2 separate regions of the Homo sapiens genome follow, and region 1 is linked to region 2. Evidence: read pairs that join two places in POLR2A ChIA-PET (ENCODE). Cell type or tissue: K562. All regions are shown on one strand. Links, peaks and the distances in the headings refer to the core of each region. The heading gives the core; the rest is flanking DNA.

The links. Peaks named below come from ENCODE experiments on the same cell type or tissue, not always from the same donor. Only the 100,000 strongest peaks of a DNase experiment are listed, where the experiment ranks them.
Region 1: POLR2A ChIA-PET joins it to region 2 with 5 read pairs; 5 of 35 experiments call an interaction of 5 or more read pairs at or near these places.

The regions. Positions count from the first base shown.
Region 1 is chr17:39,176,246-39,181,917 of GRCh38, reverse strand. CACNB1 (calcium voltage-gated channel auxiliary subunit beta 1) reads left to right here. Exons shown (of 14, transcript NM_000723.5): 12 at 3,839-3,934; 13 at 4,383-4,568. CACNB1-AS1 (CACNB1 antisense RNA 1) reads right to left here. Exons shown (of 4, transcript XR_934743.3): 3 at 4,583-4,911. Among named protein-coding and RNA genes, the nearest start is that of CACNB1-AS1, 4.5 kb to the right of the region's middle. RefSeq lists enhancers at 4,131-4,630, 4,631-5,132. In K562, for the core only: no CTCF peak of the experiment used is centred there; a DNase peak (open chromatin) is centred at 4,417.
Region 2 is chr17:39,104,686-39,111,869 of GRCh38, reverse strand. PLXDC1 (plexin domain containing 1) reads left to right here. Exons shown (of 14, transcript NM_020405.5): 3 at 2,479-2,622; 4 at 2,897-2,966; 5 at 3,625-3,747; 6 at 4,345-4,463; 7 at 5,917-6,016. It overlaps LOC124903995 (a long non-coding RNA gene), which reads right to left and starts at 615. Exons shown (of 2, transcript XR_007065744.1): 1 at 1-615. RefSeq lists a silencer at 2,772-2,960. In K562, for the core only: a CTCF peak has its summit at 3,685; a DNase peak (open chromatin) is centred at 3,699; H3K27me3 peaks cover 2,500 bases.

The DNA of each region.
Region 1 (5,672 bases), core at 3,158-5,657, 69 kb before region 2:
GTTCTAGGATTACAGGTGTGAGCCACTGTGCCCGGCCACACCTGGCTAATTTTTGTATTTTTAGTAGAAACAGGTTTTCACCATGTTGGCCAGGCTGGTCTCAAACTCCTGACCTCAAGTGATTTCTCCTGCCTCAGCCTCCCTAAGTGCTGGGATTACAGGCGTGAGCCACCGCGCCCAGCCTACTTAACCTTTCTGAGTCCTCTGTTTCTAATGAGATAAAGGGGATGATGGGATTTAAGTACTTCCTGAGGGGAGTTGAAAGGACCAAATGAGATAATGGATGCAAAAACACTGAACTAGAAAGTAACCAATGCTTCCATTTCCCCCACTGAGGTTAAGAGGAGGGACTCTGGAACCAGGCAGCCTGGACCTTCTACTCCAGGGCTGTCACTTACTGGCTCTGTGTTCCTTTGGCAAGCGGCCAAACATCTCTATGCCTTGGTTTCCTCATCTGCAGCATAGGCATACTGGGTTTGTGAAGATTAAATAAATGGGTTAACCATGAAAAATGCTTGGTATTGGGCCAGGCACGGTGGCTCACACCTGTAATCTCAGCACCTTGGGAGCCCGAGGCCGGCGGATTGCCTGAGCTAAAGAGTTCAAGACCAGCCTGGGCAACATGATGAAACCCTGCCTCTACTAAAATTCAAAAAATTAGCTGCGCATGGTGGTGGGCACCTGTAATTCCAGCTACTCAGGAGGCTGAGGCACAAGAATTGCTTGAACCCAGGAGGCGGAGGTTGCAGTGAGCCGAGATTGCATCACTGCACTCCAGCCTGGGTGACAGAGCAAGACTCTGTCTCAAAAATAAATAAATAAATAAATAAAAATAAACGCTTGGTATCCCAGAACTATATCTGTTCCATTTTGTAAGAAGATTTTCATTTTCAAATAATTTCAGATTTACAGAAGTGTGGCAAGAATAGTATCAAAAAAATCTTATTTTTTGAATATTCTTCACCAGGATTCACTAACTTTTTAACATTTTATTGAGGTAGAATTCCCATACCATTAAGTTCAGCCATTTAAAGTCTATAAGCCAGGCTTGGTGGCTCACACCTGTAATCCCAGCACTTTGGGAGGCTGAGGCAGGTGGATCACTTGAGCTCAGGAGTTGGAGACCAGACTGGGCAACATGGCAAGACCCTGTCTCTATTAAAAAATAAAAAATAAATTAAGTGTACAGTCTAATTTTTTTCAGATTCACAAATTTTGAAACATTTACTTTTATCTTTCTTTCTCTCTTTTTTTTTTTGAGGGGGGACGAAGTCTCGCTCTGTCACCCAGGCTGGAGTGCAGTGGTACAATATTGGCTCACTGCAATCTCTGCCTCCCAGGTTCAAGTGATTCTCCTGCCTCAGCCTCCCAAGTAGCTGGTATTACAGGCGCCCACCACCACACCTGGCTAATTTTTATATTTTTAGTAGAGACAGAGTTTCACCATGTTGGCCAGGCTGGTCTCGAACTCCCGACCTCAAAAGATCCACCTGTCTCAGCCTCCCAAAGTGCTGGGATTATAGGCGTGAGCCACCATGCCTGGCCTATATTGTGTTTCTTAAGAACAACATCATTATCTTACACAACCATGATGCAATTGTAAAATTCAAGAATTATTTCTAAAATATAGTCCATATTTGGTTTTTTTTTTTTTTGAGCTAGGGTCTCACTCTGGCTGCCCAGGCTGGAGTGCAGTGATGCGATCTTGGCTGACTGCAGCCTCTGCCTCCCTAGTTCAAGCAGTTCTGCCTCAGCCTCCTGAGTATCTGGGATTACAGGCGCCTGCCACCATACCCAGTTAATTTTTGTATTTTCAGTAGAGACGGGGTTTTGCCATGTTGGCCTGGCTGGTCTCGAACTCCTGACCTCAGGTGATCCACCACCACCCCTGCCTCCCAAAGTGTAGGGATTACAGGCGTGAGCCACTGTGCCGGTATAGAATGCCCTTCATAGCAACATTTCCCCCAATCCAGGAACCAACCCAGGATCACTTGTTGCCTGTTGTTTTTTAGACAGAGTCTTGTTCTGTCGCCCAGGCTGGAGTGCAGTGGCATGATGTCAGCTCACCTCAACCTCTGCCTCCCAAGTTCAAGTGATTTTCATGCCTCAGCCTCGTGAGTAGCTGGGACTACAGGCATGTGCTACCACGCCAAGCTAATTTTTGTATTATTATTATTTTTTAATAAAGACAGGGTTTCACCATGATGGCCAGGCTGGTCTTGAACTCCTGGCCTCAGGTGATCCACCCGCCTCAGCCTCCCAAAGTACTGGGATTACAGGTGTGAGCCACTGCGCCCGGCCTAGTTTTCTTTCTTTCTTTCTTTCTTTTTTTTTTTTTTGAGACAGAGTCTCACTCTGTCGCTCAGGTTGGAGTGCAGTGGCGATCTCAGCTCACTGCAAGCTCCGCCTCCCAGGTTCACGCCGTTCTCCTGCCTCAGCCTCCCAAGTAGCTGGGTCTACAGGCACCTGCCACCATGCCCGGCTAATTTTTTTAGTAGAGACGGGGTTTCACTATGTTGGCCAGGATGGTCTTGATCTCCTGACCTCGTGATCCACCCACCTTGGCCTCCCAAAGTGCTGGGATTATAGGCATGAGCCACTGCACCCGGCCCTCTTTTTTTTTTTTTTTTTTTTTTTGAGACGGAGTCTTGCTCTGTTGTCCAAGCTGGAGTGCAGTGGCACCATCTCGGCTTACTGCAAGCTCTGCCTCCATTCTTCTGCCCCAGCCTCCTGAGTAGCTGAGACTACAGGCGCCTACCACCACATCCGGCTAATGTTTTGTATTTTTAGTAGAGATGGGGTTTCACCATGTTAGCCAGGATGGTCTCGATCTCCTGACTTCAAGATCTGCCCGCCTTGGCCTCCCAAAGTGCTGGGATTACAGGTGTGACCCACCGCACCCAGCCAGTATAGTTTTCTTTAATCTGGAAGGCTTCCTCAGCCTTTCTTGAATTTTCCAGAGACTGACATTTAGGCAGAGTACAGGACAGCTATTCTGTAGACTGTCTGTCCCTCAGTGTGCGTTTGTGTGATTGTTCCTCATGATTAGTTTCCGGTTTTGCATTATTATAATTATGGTTCTTGTTGTTGAGATGAGAATGATAATAGCAGCTATCTAACAGGATTGTTGTCAGGACTCAATTGATCATGTGAAAAGCACAGAACAATGCTGGTATGTAGCAAGTGCCCCATAAAGGAAGACTGTTGTTGTTGCCGTTGTTAATATAGAGGGTGTGGCTGGGCTCAGTGACTCACGCCTATAATCCCAGCACTTTGAGAGGCTGAGGCAAGTGGATCACTTGAGGCCAGGAGTTTCAGACCAGCCTGGGCAACATAATAAGACCCTGTTTCTACAAAAAAATTAAAAAAAATTAGTGGGGTATGATGGCACGTGCCTGTAGCCCTAGTTACTGAGGAGGCTAGGCTGGGGGCTCGCTTGAGCCCAGGGTAGAGGTGAACTATGTTCACACCACTGCACTTCAGCCTGGGTGACAGAGCGAGAACCAGTCTCTAAAATTTAAAAAAAAAAAAACAAAAAAAAAGGAGAGTGGGCGGGCCTACAAACAATGTTAGAGAAGTTGAGAAGGAGAATCACTGCCCTTCATATAGCCCCTAAGGAAGGCTGGCATAACACCAGGAGAGAGCCTGAGCTTTGCATAGGGTAGACACAGGGCTGCTGAGGTCCTTTCTGCAGAGGTGCCCAGGGCTGAGAGTTATGGAGCATTCAAGGGTCTTGACACTGGCTCTCCATGCTGATCCAACCAGGACCCGCCTCTCTGACTGGGTGCATTGCCTGAGTCCCTCTAGCTCCTCTTCCTTTTCTCTCTCCCCAAACCAGGTACTTCAAAGGCTCATCAAGTCCCGAGGAAAGTCTCAGTCCAAACACCTCAATGTCCAAATAGCGGCCTCGGAAAAGCTGGCACAGTGCCCCCCTGTGAGTGCCTAGATCCCAGGGAAGGGAATGGAGGGAGAACATTTGGGTTGTCCTGGTTTCCTCTGGCCTACATGAGAGACAGGGTGACCAGGAACACCTGGGTCAGGCCTGTGGGTGCAGACTGGTCTTCTGGGAAGAGCGCAGGTCCCGTCAGTCAAAGACTGGGTTCAAGCCCCAGAAGCACCCTTCTGCGTGGAGAGTCAAGCCCTGTCTCCCAGCCTTGGTTGCCTTATCTCTAGAATGAGGGAGTTGGACTGAGTGCCAAAACTTCTTGCAGTTCTGCCAATCTGTAGATCTGAGAGCTCTCCTTCCCTTCTACATCCAGAGGCCTCTTTTTAACCTTGTCCTTCAATCCCTTGACTCTACCCACTGCACCCAGGCCACACCCTCAACCCCCTTGGCCATGCCCCACTCATCCCAGCCCTGCCCCCTAACCCCGCCTTCACAGGAAATGTTTGACATCATCCTGGATGAGAACCAATTGGAGGATGCCTGCGAGCATCTGGCGGAGTACTTGGAAGCCTATTGGAAGGCCACACACCCGCCCAGCAGCACGCCACCCAATCCGCTGCTGAACCGCACCATGGCTACCGCAGCCCTGGCTGCCAGCCCTGCCCCTGTCTCCAACCTCCAGGTACAGGTGCTCACCTCGCTCAGGAGAAACCTCGGCTTCTGGGGCGGGCTGGAGTCCTCACAGCGGGGCAGTGTGGTGCCCCAGGAGCAGGAACATGCCATGTAGTGGGCGCCCTGCCCGTCTTCCCTCCTGCTCTGGGGTCGGAACTGGAGTGCAGGGAACATGGAGGAGGAAGGGAAGAGCTTTATTTTGTAAAAAAATAAGATGAGCGGCAGCTTCTGGTGTCTGTGGTTTTTGATGGGTCTGGGGCTTCTGGTGCTGTCTTCCTGGGCCTGGTGCCATAGGAGCGCATCTGCTGCCCGCTGGATATGAGGCCTGATGGGAGCGCTTTTAAGACAAGGGACTAGGAAGGACATGCGAGGAAGACTGATAAACTGATTCGCTGGACTCCACACCCTTTTTAGACCCAACAGAGCAGGGGCCTTCAGAGCCAGGGAAACCTACGTTAAACCTGGACTCTCCCTCCCTGGAGCCCTGACTCCACAAGGCCCCTCAAGAGGGACCAAGAATGTGGCATCTTCTATGACTTGATGCTGAACCTTCCACCATTCTCCCAGTTAAAGTCCAGGAAAGGACCTCCCATGGGAGACCCATCCTGCCTTGCCCTCCTCCCATGGGAGCCACAGCCCACCTCTTGATGGCACACCATTAAGTATAAGGTCTTAAGAGCCAGAAGAAACCCATGAAATCATTCTAGACTGTAGCTTTCAAATTTGTTTTCAGCAACAGAGCCCATTTGTTCAATGAATCTTACGTGGAAGCTGAGGATGTTAGATAATGCATCCTTGCTCTGCCCTGAGGGAGCCAGGGGAATGGCCTCCCCTCCACCTCCATGGGGACCCCTGAAGCACTTCTGTGCCCTTCCCACCCAATGCCACCCCAGATCTCTAGGTAACAGTTTGGAAACTGCTACTCAGGTCTAACCCCCATCACATTACAACCAAGAAATGAGGCCACAGAGAGGGGAACTGTTTGCTTAGGGTCACACAGCTTGACATGGCAGGGGAGGGACTGGAACCCCTCTTGTGCCCCACCTCCACGTGACATTTGATGATAAGGACACTGGGCCACCTCTTCATCTTCAGTAGGAGGGGGAGACCCAGC
Region 2 (7,184 bases), core at 2,377-4,876:
GGTACCCTCCCGAGACTCCAGGGCTGGTGGCTGTGGCAGCAATGGGAAGCAGCATCCTTAGCCCTCACCCCAGGGGCCGTGGCATCAGGGCAGCCCCCCTACCAGGTGGCTTTGTGAGTAAAACCAAGAATCCAACAAGAGTGGCCCCATGTAACTCTTGCAAATAGTACACATGAGTCACCCCTTGAGGACTCCCTGAAATAAGGGATGGTGGAGGCCACTTGCAGGGGGTGGAGGTCCTCATTGGGGAGGTAGGGGTGAAAGGCTGATAAGAAGGCAGGGTTTGGCTAGGCGCAGTGGCTCACACCTGTAATCCCAGCACCTTGGGAGGCCCAGGTGGGTGGATCACTTGAGGTCAGGAGTTTGAGACCAGCCTGGCCAACATGGTAAAACCCCGTCTCCACTAAAAATACAAAAATTTGCTGGGCGTGGAGGCGTGTGCCTGTAATCCCAGCTACTTGGGAGGCTAAGGCACGAGAATCGCTTGAACCCGGGAGACGGAGGTTGCAGTGAGCCGAGGCCATGCCATGGCACTCCAGCTTGGGCGACAGAACGAGACTCTGTCTCAACAATAAAAGAAGGCAGAGTTTAAGCCGAGTGTTGAATGACCAGGAATCTGTCAAGGGGAGAAGGCGAGGGTGGCCATTCCAGACAGGAGGACCAGCGTGGGCAGTGGCACGAGTGACCATTGGTGGCTTGAGGCTGTCAGGGGAGTCTGGTCTGGGGGGTGGGCACACAAGGATGCACAAGGTGGTGAGAGGAGAGAGAAGGAGCTAGAGAGAGGCTGGGGCTGGCTGATGGTGGGATCTTGCATGCCAGCCTAAGAGCTTTGGTTTTCGTCTCGAGGACAGTGTCTTCAGGGAGCCCTGGATAGCCTGTGAACAGAGCAAGGTGTTTTTGATTGGTTTGACTGCCGTGCTGAGGATGGGTGGAGGCATGGGCTGTCTGGAGGCAGGAAGGGAGGGCAGTGGCAGAGGGAATAGCCCCCGACACCAACCAACCATGCTTCTTCCGCTCATCGTCCCCCAGCCTGCCCCAACCCCAGGTCTCCAGATTGTGTCGCTTATCGTAAGAGCAGAGTGCCTTCTGGCAGGTGAGGAGTGCAGGAACCCCTTGTCCCTGCTCACGCTGCGCCCAGGGCAAGGGCCGGCTGGGCAGCTGGCAGCCTGGCAGGGAGAATGTCGTTTACTCTGCTGTGTCTGCCGCCACCACCGCTGGGCAGCCTGATTAATGACCCAGGGCTCCTCACAGGTCAGCGGCCCCACCTCTGTGGCGGTGGCTGCCAAGGGAACCTGCCTGCCCTGCCTCCATTCCTCCTGCGGCTGGTGCTCTTGGGTCGGCTCCAGGAAGGGCTTCCACATCGCCCCTCTCTGGCTCTTAAGTCTTTCTGCCAACCATTTCCCTGGCCTCCTTTGAACCCTGGCCCAAGTGCTCCTCTGCAGGAGAGCCTTTGCAGAATGAACCCCCAGCCCATAGCATTCTAACTTCTTTATTTCATCTCCATCAGGCACACAGCAAAGGCTCAAAGATATGCCTCGAAGGAATCCTTGCTGCTTCTCTCCCCTTCCCACCACCCTGGTGATGCTGTGTGGACTCTGGGTTCTGTATTAGCTCTGCTTGAGGGTCTGTGTCTGCTCCTCTGTTTATATAAGTCCCATTCCAGACTGGAAACTCCCCAGGACCAAGAGGCAGCCTCCTCCTTTAGACTGGTGCCTTCTAAGATCCAGATTTTTCTCCTTCTTTTGAGACAGAGTCTCGCTCTGTCGCCCAGGCTGGAGTGCAGTGGCGCGATCTCGGCTCCCGAGTTCAAGTGATTCTTGTGCCTCAGCCTCCCAAGTAGCTGGGATTACAGGCGTGTGCCACCAGGCCACACTAATTTTTGTATATTTAGTAAAGACGAGGTTTCGCTGTTTTGTCCAGGCTGGTCTCGAACTCCTGACCTCCCGTGATCCGCCCGCCTCGGCCTCCCAAAGTGCTGGGATTACAGGCGCGAGCCACCGCGTCCAGCCCAGATTTTCCTTTTCCATTAAATAGGGTACTCTTCCAGGGCAGGGACTATGACTCTCCCTCGGCCTGGGAGCTCCCTGAAAACAAGGGCCCGGTTTGAGGCCATCCTGTCTGTTCCTCCCTTATGCCCCATGCCAAGCTCAGCCTTGGTCCTGGTCTGAAGGGATGCAGGGGCTGCCGGCCTCCTGGCTTGTCTGGGAACAGGAGGGCTGAGCATGAGGGCAGCAGGCGTGGATTTGGCTGTGGCCAGGCCTGTTGGGGCACCACTAGGGGCCAGCTAGTGAGCTGTCTGGGGCCAAGGGGGAGTCCAGGGGGTCCTAGGCCTAAATCAGCCCTTGGGGCCACAGGTCCAGCACCCTGGGAGGGTGGTGACTTCCTGTACCCAGAAATCTGAGTGGGGAAGGGCGGAGAGTCAGTCCTGGCATGCTGACTACTCACACCTCCTGTGGGCTTTATCTTGGGTGCCGGCAGGAGGACAACCACAGCTATTATGTGTCCCGTCTCTATGGCCCCAGCGAGCCCCACAGCCGGGAACTGTGGGTAGATGTGGCCGAGGCCAACCGGAGCCAAGTGAAGATCCACACAATACTCTCCAACACCCACCGGCAGGCTTCGGTGAGTGCCCCAGTCGCCAGCCATGCTTCCCTGTGCTGGGAGGCCGGGGGCCAAACCACCCTGCCTGGTCAGTGGGCATGGCTGTGGCCCGAGGTCTGTGACCTGGGAGGTACCTTCCAGGGGTTCCCATGGGACTTTGCCAGAGTTGGGGTGCCCAGCAGTGGCCCTGGGCATGCCTGCTCCCCACTCTGTCCAAACAAGCATGAGGCAGTGTGGGTGCCCAGGCCCCTGGCCTGCAGCTTGGCCCGTGCTGACTTTCTCCCATCCCCTGCAGAGAGTGGTCTTGTCCTTTGATTTCCCTTTCTACGGGCATCCTCTGCGGCAGATCACCATAGCAACTGGAGGTAAGGCCACGTCGTGGGGCCCCGGGGAGAGTCTGGAGACCTCAGCCCGAACTCAGGGGCCCTCCCAGGGGTGGCTCACTGGAGACAGGGTTATATGAAATGGGAGGAAGGCACATTTGGCTCTAATAGGAGTCTGATTCTCAGGAGGGGGGTCAGTGGACGTCAGAGCATCTCCCTTGCATTAGCTGACCTGCTCATGTGCCTGCACGTGTGTGTCTCCTCGGGCCAGCACGAGTCAGTGTGGACAGCCCTGTGTCCCGGAGTTGCTGAATAAGAGGGAGAGGGAGACTCCACTGAGAGCTTGGGCTCCTGGGGCCAGGCTCCCTGTTGATAGGAGGCACCTGTCTTTAATCCCTGCACTTCAGTTCCACATCCCACTTCCCCAGGGATGGGGAAAGCTGTGAGTCCTCTCCTCTTCCTGCCCCCTCGCCCTATAGTCTGTGCCCTGCTGAAGGGACAGGGAGGACCTTCTCCTATCTGGGGTCCTTTGGCTCCATACACACCAGACCCAGAGCCCGCCAGATGGGGATGGGCGACAGAGGTCTCAGGCTCACTTCCAGCTCTGCCTGCGCTGCCCTTCTTGCCCTTGGGGAAAAGGCCCCCAAAGCGGCCCCTCTGGGCCATTTCTGGTGACTCCTCTGCACCTCTCCCACCCTAGGCTTCATCTTCATGGGGGACGTGATCCATCGGATGCTCACAGCTACTCAGTATGTGGCGCCCCTGATGGCCAACTTCAACCCTGGCTACTCCGACAACTCCACAGTTGTTTACTTTGACAATGGTGAGACTGGATCTCAGAATTTAAGTCACCCAGCTCCAGGGATCCCTTGTCCAGTCCTTTAGAGGAGCACAGGGCCTAGAGAGGGCAAGGGTCCCACAGTCCCACGGCAAAGCAGCCACCTACCTTTCTCTGCTCAGTTTCCTGACCTGTCAGATAGGGGCAAAAATGCCTGCTACCCAGAAGAATCTGATGAGATAACAAAACGACAGTGCTTGGCTCTTAGTCGAGGTAAAATAAATGTTAGGGGCCTTTATTGTTACTTACATTCACCAGGATGTCCCTTGAGCCCCGTCTGAATCCAGGAGAACAGACATTCCTCCTTCTTTTATCTCAAGGAGTCAGAATAGACAAGAAGGAAAGGGAAAGAGATGATCAAGTACAGTATCTGGGGCTGAAGCAGGATCTTCTGGCTCCTCTGCTGCTTGGAAGCCGCGCTGCTTTAGTGAGCTGCCCAGCTCCTGCCTCCTTACCTTTGCAAACTTCCCCATCATCCCGAAGGGACCCAACCTGTGGCCGCTGCCCTCCGACTGGCATTTCTGTAGGGCCCTGCTCCTTGCATGATCTCCCGTCCAGCCGGGTCTCTGTTCTTCTCCCCAGGGACAGTCTTTGTGGTTCAGTGGGACCACGTTTATCTCCAAGGCTGGGAAGACAAGGGCAGTTTCACCTTCCAGGCAGCTCTGCACCATGACGGCCGCATTGTCTTTGCCTATAAAGAGGTGAGTGGGCCCAGCTGCAGAGACAGCTGGGTCTTGGAGCCTTTCTTCATTCAGCAAATATTTAGAGAATTTGCAATGTGCCAGGCATGGGGCTTGCTGCTGGTAATACAGCAGTTAACAAGATGTTTGCGGGTCCTACCCTTTTGGAGCAGTAAGTCTGGTTGCGGAGGTGGACAATAATTACAGGGACAAATGTAGAATCACCACTGTGACAAGCGCTCCCAAGTAGAGGTGCCTGGTGCTAGCTGAGCCTTTCACAGACCTCTTAACCTTGGCAGAGGCCAGGGGAGGCTTTGCTGAGGAAAAGAGTTGAAATCTGAAGGATAAATACGAGTTCAGGAAGCAAAGAGGAGAGTGAAGTATGTTCTAGGAGAGACAACAGCACACAGCACATGCAAAAGTCCTGAGGCAGGACAGAGCACGGCTGGCACAAAGCACTGAAAGAAGGCAGCATGGGCCAGGTGCGGTGGCTCACACCTGCAAACCCAGCACTTTGGGAGGCTGAGGTGGGTGGATCATCAGAGCTCAGGAGTTCGAGACCAGCCTGGCCAACATGATGAAACCCCATCTCTACTAAAAATACAAAAAATTTAGCCGGACGTGGTGGCAGGCACCTGTAATCTCAGCTACTCAGGAGGCTGAGGCAGGAGAATCGCTTGAACCCAGGAGTTGGAGGTTGCAGTGAGCTGAGATCGTGCCACTGCACTCCAGCCTGGGCAACAGAGTGAGAATCTGTCTCAAAAAAAAAAAAAAAGAAAGAAAAAGAAAAAAGAAAAAAGAAGGCAGCATGATGAGCCAGGGTGGTGGCTCATAACCCCAGCGCTTTGGGAGACTGAGGCGGGAAGATTGCTTTAACCCAGAAGTTCAAGACCAGTCTGGAGAACATAGTGAGACACACACCTCTATTAAAAAAAAAATAGAAGAAGGCAGCATGGTTGGAAGGGAGAGAGTGAGGGGCAGGACAGGGCAAGGGAACCACAGATTTGCCCTTGAGAAAAGTCACTCTGGCTTCAGAGTGGAGAACAGGTTGTTGGGGGCTTAGAGGGAATACTGGGAAGTAATTTAGGAGAAGGGTGACAGCAGCTTAGAGTAGGATGAGGGGAAATGGAAAACAGACAGATTTGAGAGCCACTTAGCAGGTTAAGCAACAGAATTCGGAGATGCATTAGATGGGGAAGGGAAGAAATGAAAGAAAGGGAAGGGAAAAGGGTATGTCCCGGGTTTCCGGCCTGCATGGAGTGCCATTCACCGAGACAGAGGAAAGAAGAAAATGTGCTTGGAGGTGGTGTGGAGAGGACTTGGAATTTGGGTGGGGTCCCACTGGGCTTCCAATGTCTTGGAGTCCTCCAGGAGGTGGTGCCATCCAGAAAGATGGGTCTGGAGCTCACAGGGGAGGGCTGGGTGGGCCCCAGAGCGTTTGGGAGGTGGACGGAGTCTCTTCTCCCTGCCGCAGATCCCTATGTCTGTCCCGGAAATCAGCTCCTCCCAGCATCCTGTCAAAACCGGCCTATCGGATGCCTTCATGATTCTCAATCCATCCCCGGATGTGCCAGGTGAGTCTTCAGGGACCCCGCAGAGGCCTTGATGGGGGTAGGACTCCGCTCAGACTGAACCTGAGCTGCTGGGGGGATGGCAGTGGCAGGGAGTAGACAAGGGGCAGAGAGTTGAGAGGGAAACCAGGCAGGAAAGGATGCCCAGTGACTTCCAGCTTTTCTTTGTTATAGCAGAGGGACCATTTTCTCCAGCAAAATCTCCAATGGGAGGCACTGCTCTGGTTGTTAAGGTGAAAGGGAGCCACAGCCCTTCCACTCAGCCCCTGTTCTATGTAGAAAACCTCCAAAGATGCCCTAGTAAGGGGTTTGAGTCCTCCCAGAATACAACCATTGTGGCCTTCCCACTCCAGGTGATAAAGGGAGCATCATAGGATGCCAGGAGACAGGAATCCAGCCTCGGCCATGCTGTTACCTCCCTGTCCTTCAGCAAACCACATCATCTCTCTAGCCTCAGTTGCCTCATCTACAAAATGGGATAGTAGCTGAAGGAGTGCTTCTCCCTCCCAGGCCCTCCTCCAGTGCTGACATTTTAGGAGGTCATAGCTCTTTCTCCCCTGCTCCCGACCCCCATTGCGTGCTCACGAGGGTCTTGGATTTGTACTCCTGGGGAGCGCGGCAGGCATCCCATGCACTGCCGCTCCTTCTAGACCCTTGTCTCAGAGACTTTTTAACCTGACCTCTTCTGCTGAGCCGTATGCACAAGTTCTGCCATGTAGGACCCCGGGAGGTCTGGGGAGGAGCCTTTGTCTGCCCTTCCCACCCCACCTGGGCTTTGATGGGGCCTGGGGGCATTCTCAACTCCACTCTTGCCATGCCAGGCTGGACGGAAGGACACGCTTGGGAGCCCCCAAGTCACCTTCCTGTAGAAGGGCAAGGTACCGCCGTTCTGTGAAATCAGGGCTTCCCGGGGGAGGCATCATTGCCTATTTCTGTTCGGTTCCATCAGTACACGTGTTCTGAGTTCCTGCTTACACACTGGGCCACTATGTTCCAGGCACTGTTGAGATACAGTGAAGAGGAAGGGCATCTGCCCTTGAGGCATTCAGTATCTGAGCACAGCCTTTTTTTTTTTAAACAAAGTCTTGCTCTGTCATTCAGGATGAATGCAGTAGTGCAATTTCTACCCACTGCAGCCTCCACCTCCCAGGTTCAAGTGATCCTCCCACCT